Regions from separate parts of the Mus musculus genome. Here region 2 is linked to region 1. Evidence: chromatin loops called from intact Hi-C (ENCODE). Cell type or tissue: left cerebral cortex. All regions are shown on one strand. Links, peaks and the distances in the headings refer to the core of each region. The heading gives the core; the rest is flanking DNA.

What was found. Hi-C counts contacts between places; a loop is a spot of excess contacts. Peaks named below come from ENCODE experiments on the same cell type or tissue, not always from the same donor. Only the 100,000 strongest peaks of a DNase experiment are listed, where the experiment ranks them.
Region 2: a loop joins it to region 1, with 2.1 times the contacts of the local background. A loop is called at or near these places in 2 of 42 quality-filtered maps.

The regions. Positions count from the first base shown.
Region 1 is chr13:38,860,312-38,863,233 of GRCm38, forward strand. Gm46392 (a long non-coding RNA gene) reads left to right here and starts at 1,419. Exons shown (of 7, transcript XR_001780837.1): 1 at 1,419-1,498. In left cerebral cortex, for the core only: no CTCF peak of the experiment used is centred there; a DNase peak (open chromatin) is centred at 1,381.
Region 2 is chr13:38,921,096-38,924,017 of GRCm38, forward strand. No RefSeq gene overlaps it. Among named protein-coding and RNA genes, the nearest start is that of Slc35b3, 38 kb to the right of the region's middle. In left cerebral cortex, for the core only: no CTCF peak of the experiment used is centred there; no DNase peak of the experiment used is centred there.

The DNA of each region.
Region 1 (2,922 bases), core at 315-2,814:
ATCCATGATTATCATGGTGGGAAGTGTGGTGGCAGGATAGCAGGGATGGTGCATGGGCAGTAACTGAGACCTTACATCTTGTTTCACGGATAGCAGTCATGCAGGCAGGGAGGGAGGGAGGGAGAGGGAAACAGAGTGGGGAGGAAGAAGGAGACAGAGAGGGAGAGGGAGAGGTTGAGGGAGAGGTTGAGGGAGAGGGAGACGGAGATCATGAATCTAATTTCTTTCCTTCCTTTTGTTTCTTCTTTGAGCATGACTACTAACAAACTGCAAACAACCCCCCCCTGAACGACCACCAACCATCAACCCCTCTACTCGGTGCCCTAAAATTTTTATAACATCTATATACCCTCATCAAAATTCCCAAAATTCCCAAAATTCCAAATATCACACAATCACAGAAACTATCTGCAGCTGGCAAAACCACGCCTCTGCTAGAGCATGAGGCAAATCATAGTCAGCTGCTGTAGACAGTCCAAAGGAGCCCCACATCCCCATACTTGGGACTAAAATCAAAGCACTCTCTTAAAATATTTCGGTGAAGCCGGGCGTGGTGGCGCATGCCTTTAATCCCAGCACTCGGGAGGCAGAGGCAGGTGGATTTCTGAGTTTGAGGCCAGCCTGGTCTACAAAGTGAGCTCCAGGACAGCCAGGGCTATACAGAGAAACCCTGTCTCAAAAAAACAAAAAAAAAATATTTCTGTGAATTTTTAAGAAACCAAAATTCCAGAATGTCACTACACATGACTTTGTATATGAGTATGAAATTGTAAAAAAAAAAAAATGTAAAAAGCAATTTAAAAACTTGATGATGTTGATGAATTAGTGGTCATGGGTCTGTATTTTAGTAATCACAAATGGAAATCAGTGATGTCGATAACCTCTTCGGCTGTCTCTCTAGGCTGAAACATGCTTTCATTCCTTTGTCTTTAGTTAGGGCAGAGGGGATCGTCCCACTTGGGAAACTACTACCAAACTTAACAAGTTTACATTCTGATTTACTAAGAGGACAGAGACCTCCACTTGTGGAGTCTGATAACTTTCATTGATATTTAGAATTAGCAGACATGGTCAGAAGAGAAAGAGGCTTGTAGCAATGACTTTTCATTTTTTTATGAAGGGTCATCCAGCTTTGACTTTGGCAGTTTCTATTTTGCTCTGGTCAGTTTGGAGAAGCTAACCATTTAGGACCAGTGCGCGCGCACACACACTAGCTGTAGTGGGGACCTGTTTCTGGTGTACCTCCAAGACCCTCTCCCACCCAGGTAGTCTCTCCAGTTTGGAGCTACTCCTAGCAGTAAACAAAACTAACCTTTTGAAAAGCGAGCTTATTTGGTGGCAGAACAGATTCTTGGCCAAGACGGTTGCCATGGCAGCCAGCACGGCCTGGATTCATGTGCTGAAACATTTTGGTGGCTAAGGTACTCAAGTGTTGGTCTGCTTCATCATTCTACTCTCAACAGTGTGTCGTATCTTTCTTCCCAAAGATGACTTACAAGTAAGTTATCCATAGTCATCTTAACAGTTAATGCCATGTTGAAATGAACGGCACCTCCTCAACCCCACCTTGTTTTCTTCACAACCAATCTTGAAATTCTGTCTCTACTCATTTCCTGTGGTCTCTTATTGCCTGACCTCAGCCCTTGCTACCATGAAAGTTCATCTGTAACATCTTAGTCACTAAATCCAAAGCCTCCCCTTAATGGTTTTTTACATCTTTATTTTTTAGTTTTGAATGTCCCTATGCACACCCCTTCCCCCCCCCCCACTTGGATTCTGCCCCACGATCCTCTCCTTGGCCTTCCTCTTAGAATTTACTTCTTCCTGTCACTCCCCAAATGGAGCCTGTTAAGGAGCAGGCATCTCCCTCATTATTTTTGTCTTCAAACCTTCCCCATGGTCATGCTTCACGACTGTGTGATTGTCAGGTTCCCCCCAGAAGATGCACTGTCTACTGGCAACTCTGACTGACATAGTTCTTGTAAGCTTGGATCCCATGGCCAACTCTACTATCGAGGACCCTCAAAGTTGACACGTTCTTAGCCCTGCCTCTGGGTTTCTTTCTCCTCATCTTCTTTTCTCTTGGGCTCTCTAGCCTTGTCAGAGAGAATAGCCGCTCTAGAAGCTAGCTAGAAATAACTTTGCCTACCATATTGTTCTAGTTTATGCAGTTTTGATTTTGTATTTTCATCTCTCCATGGTCACGGGTGATCCAAAGACATTAAATAGGCAATTCCAGAAATAAACAATTATAAGATTTAAATTGTTATTCTTAGTAATATGATAAAAAAAATCTCACATTATCCTGCTAAGGGTCAATCAGGATACTATGTCCACACTGCCCCATGGCTGCATAGAGAAAGCTTTCATTAATGATTATTAGTAATAATTTCTTACTATGTCTAATCTATAAAGTGACCTATGTCATATGGAGGGATAGGAAAAATAGGTTAGATAAGGTTTAGCCTTATTTGTGCATACAGATCCATTGAGGATCTCCTCGTGGAGAACAGGGACAACCATACTTGGTTATCTTTCTACAACACAGCTTTCTCTTTGTATTGGATGCGGGAGGAAGGGCACTGAGAGACTGGCAGCCTTGAAAAGTTCAGTAGAGGCAAGTGTGCCCAGTGGAGGAACAGACACACGTCTACTTCTGGGCCCTGGGTCACAGGTGTCAAAGCCTAGGGAGTGACGCTGACCGGCAGGCATTGGCTTGGAACCCAGCAAGTGATGCATGCTGCCTCCTGCTGTCACCAGCTCTTGGTTGCTTTGTTGGTATAATGTCCTCTGTCCTGCCACTGCCTCTGGCTTGCTTTCTTGACTAGGGAGCCTCACACTCAGACATTACTTTGACTGGAGATTGTTTACATTCATCATACCAATATGAAGTAATAACAACAAATGAGCAAAATACAGGCC
Region 2 (2,922 bases), core at 231-2,730, 61 kb after region 1:
CTCGTGTCTCTAGCTGCATATGTATCAGAAGATGGCCTAGTCGGCCATCATTGGGAAGAGAGGCCCCTTGTTCTTGCAACTTTATATGCCTCAGTATGGGGAACGCCAGGGCCAAGAAGTGGGAGTGGGTGGGTAGGGGAGTGCGGGGGGGGGGGGGTGGGTGGGTGGAGGGGTGGGGGTTGGAGGGGGTGAGGGGTGGGGGGGGAGGGTCTGGGGAACTTTTGGGATAGCATTTGAAATGTAAATGAAGAAAATACCTAATTAAAAAAAAAGTCCTCCTTGTTTCAGCACAACTGAAAATCCAATCTAAAATCTCTTGGGAGACTCCTGGCAAACTTAGATCCAAAAGCATTTACATGTCCAAGACCCAATGACATGGGGTAAACATTTCCGCTCTAAAAGAGAGGAACAGGGAAGTGATACTGAAGAACCAGACCAAAGCAAGACCAAGTAATTAACAGAGAACTTGTTGACTCAAGGTGCAAGAAGCACAAGCTGGCATGATCTGAGGTCACTAGGACTTGGACAGCCTCACCTTTTGTCTGTTCTCTGGAGTCCACTGGGATACTCTTTTGAACTTGCTCAGCTTGCATCTTGCAGATCCTCTCCCCCCAGCCCCCCCCCCCCCCCTCCTGCAGGTGTTCTAGAATCCTTAGTAGGATTTCCATGGCAACAGTGGTATCATACACCATCCTCCCAAGAGCCATCTGCAGGGACTCTGAGGCTCCCATACCACACCTTCTCCTAGCTTTTTATTTTTTTTCTTTTGAAATCTTGGTGACAGCCTCCACAGCCACAATATGTATATATATATATATATATATATATATATATATATATATATATATATATATATATATATGCATGCCACAAAAAGATGACCAGCACCAAAAAAAAGAAACACACACACACAAACATATATGTATATATCTTTTCTTTCTTTCTCTTTATTTTCTTTCTTTCCTTCCTTTCTTTTCCTTTCTTTTCTCTTCCCTCCTTCCTTCTTTCTTTCCACCGTTACTTTTCTCTTCCTTGCTCTCAATCTCACGGGGTTTGAACTGAATAGATTCCTTAGGAAATGACCGTTTGCCTCAGGACACTTTTTCATGCATGGCCACTTGTATTTTTTAATTTACACATATATTCTTTGACTACTCTCAACAACTTCTATTTTCTGGTAGAGATCTTACATTTATCTTTTGTATATTTTCCAAATAATTTCATGGTGTTTTATTCTAATGTAAATAAAAGTTAAAATTCAATTTAAAACTCCCCAACTGCTGCTCTCTACAATATAATCTTTGTGCATGTTAACCTTGGGTTTAGGGTTTGCCAGGTCCACTTTTTAAACTTAATATATTATCTGACATTTCACATGCATTTTTGTATGTTCACAGTTGTATCATTTGTCAATAAAATATTTTTGTTGTAATTTTATTTCCTTTTCTTGCTTTTTATATCATGGAATGAATTGCAATAAAACATTAAATACTTCCCCCATTACAAAAATGCCCTTCATTCCTGAAATCAGAGAGAATGCTTCTAGCAATTGACAAAAAGCACCCTACTCAAGTAGGGTTATTTTTTTCCCTGTAGATAATACTTTATTAGCTATATTGCTAATATGTATCACGAGTTGATATTGAATTCCATTCAGTAGTTTTAACACATAATTGAGGTTTCTTTTTTCTTTCTATTAATGTAGTGAACAGCACTGGTTTTCAAAGGATGCAACAGCTGGATTCTTGAAGGATGAGGTATCACCCTGTTAGCATTTGCGTGAATGTGGTTTGCATACTCTTAGGCTCTTCCTGCTGGGTTCATGTGTGCACTGAGAACTGGTCAGGAAATTCTCTTTCCCTGGGGAGGTTTCCCTCCCAGGATCATCCTGGCGTAAAGGGAGAAGTGGGACAGGTCTGCTGCTAGCAGTATTTGAGAATGTTTTGGTAAGACTGATGGCTGTTTTTAAAGGTTCAGTGAAGTTCCTCTGAGGGACAGCTCTTAATTACAAGTAATTTATCCTTAAAAGAAGATCAAGAGCTAGTCAGACTTTCTGTTTTCCTGTATCTTCTAGGTAAAGTGTGTCATAGTAGGAATTGGTTGGTCTCATCTACATTTTTAAATCTGTAGACAGAAAGTGCTTAACAGTGACATTTTATTTGAGTTCTTTGTAGGATTTTTAAAATCATCGCTTTTCACTTAAGATAATGGTTATTTTATCTAATTTGTTGATCAGCTAAGAGAATTTTAAAACACAGTCTTTTCAAACACCCATTTTTCTATCTGTACTCTACATTTTAATTTGCAATTTAACTTGCCCATTCTTTCTACTTACGCACTGTACATTAGGCTTTACTTATTGCACATCTTCTCTAAAATGGTGCTTAAAGTAACAATTGCTTATGTAAAATGCTGCTCTACGTGCCATTTTGCTTTTCACAATCACTTTGGGAAGAAGACATGCTAATTCGGCATTGCCTGATGAAAACGAGGCACATCATTTCCCCAGGGTTGTGAAGCTGCGGTTCAACCCAGTCTCCACATACAGGCAGCCTATGCTTCTAAAGTCTTCAGTACAGTTAAGAGAAGGCAAATTCGCCTTGGCTTGGAACATTGATTATTGTCATGGAGGAAAACGTGTGGCCCTCAGAGCTGCTTGTTCAGCAGTTCCTAAGGCTTGGCTTTAATGTGCCCAGTCCTCTTCCTATGTCACCATTTACTTCCTAAGAGCCTTCCGAATTCTCTACCACCGGCGTCACCAGTGGGGGCTGCAAAGAAGTGGCTTACCTTCTCAGAGGTTGACTGTTGAGGGGGACTTAAGCCTTTTCTGTGGTTTAGATCCCTGGGTTGTCACTGTTTTCAAATGTCAGTTAGGATGGGACTATGCATCTGAGGGGTCTCTTGCCACAGGGCTATAATAAA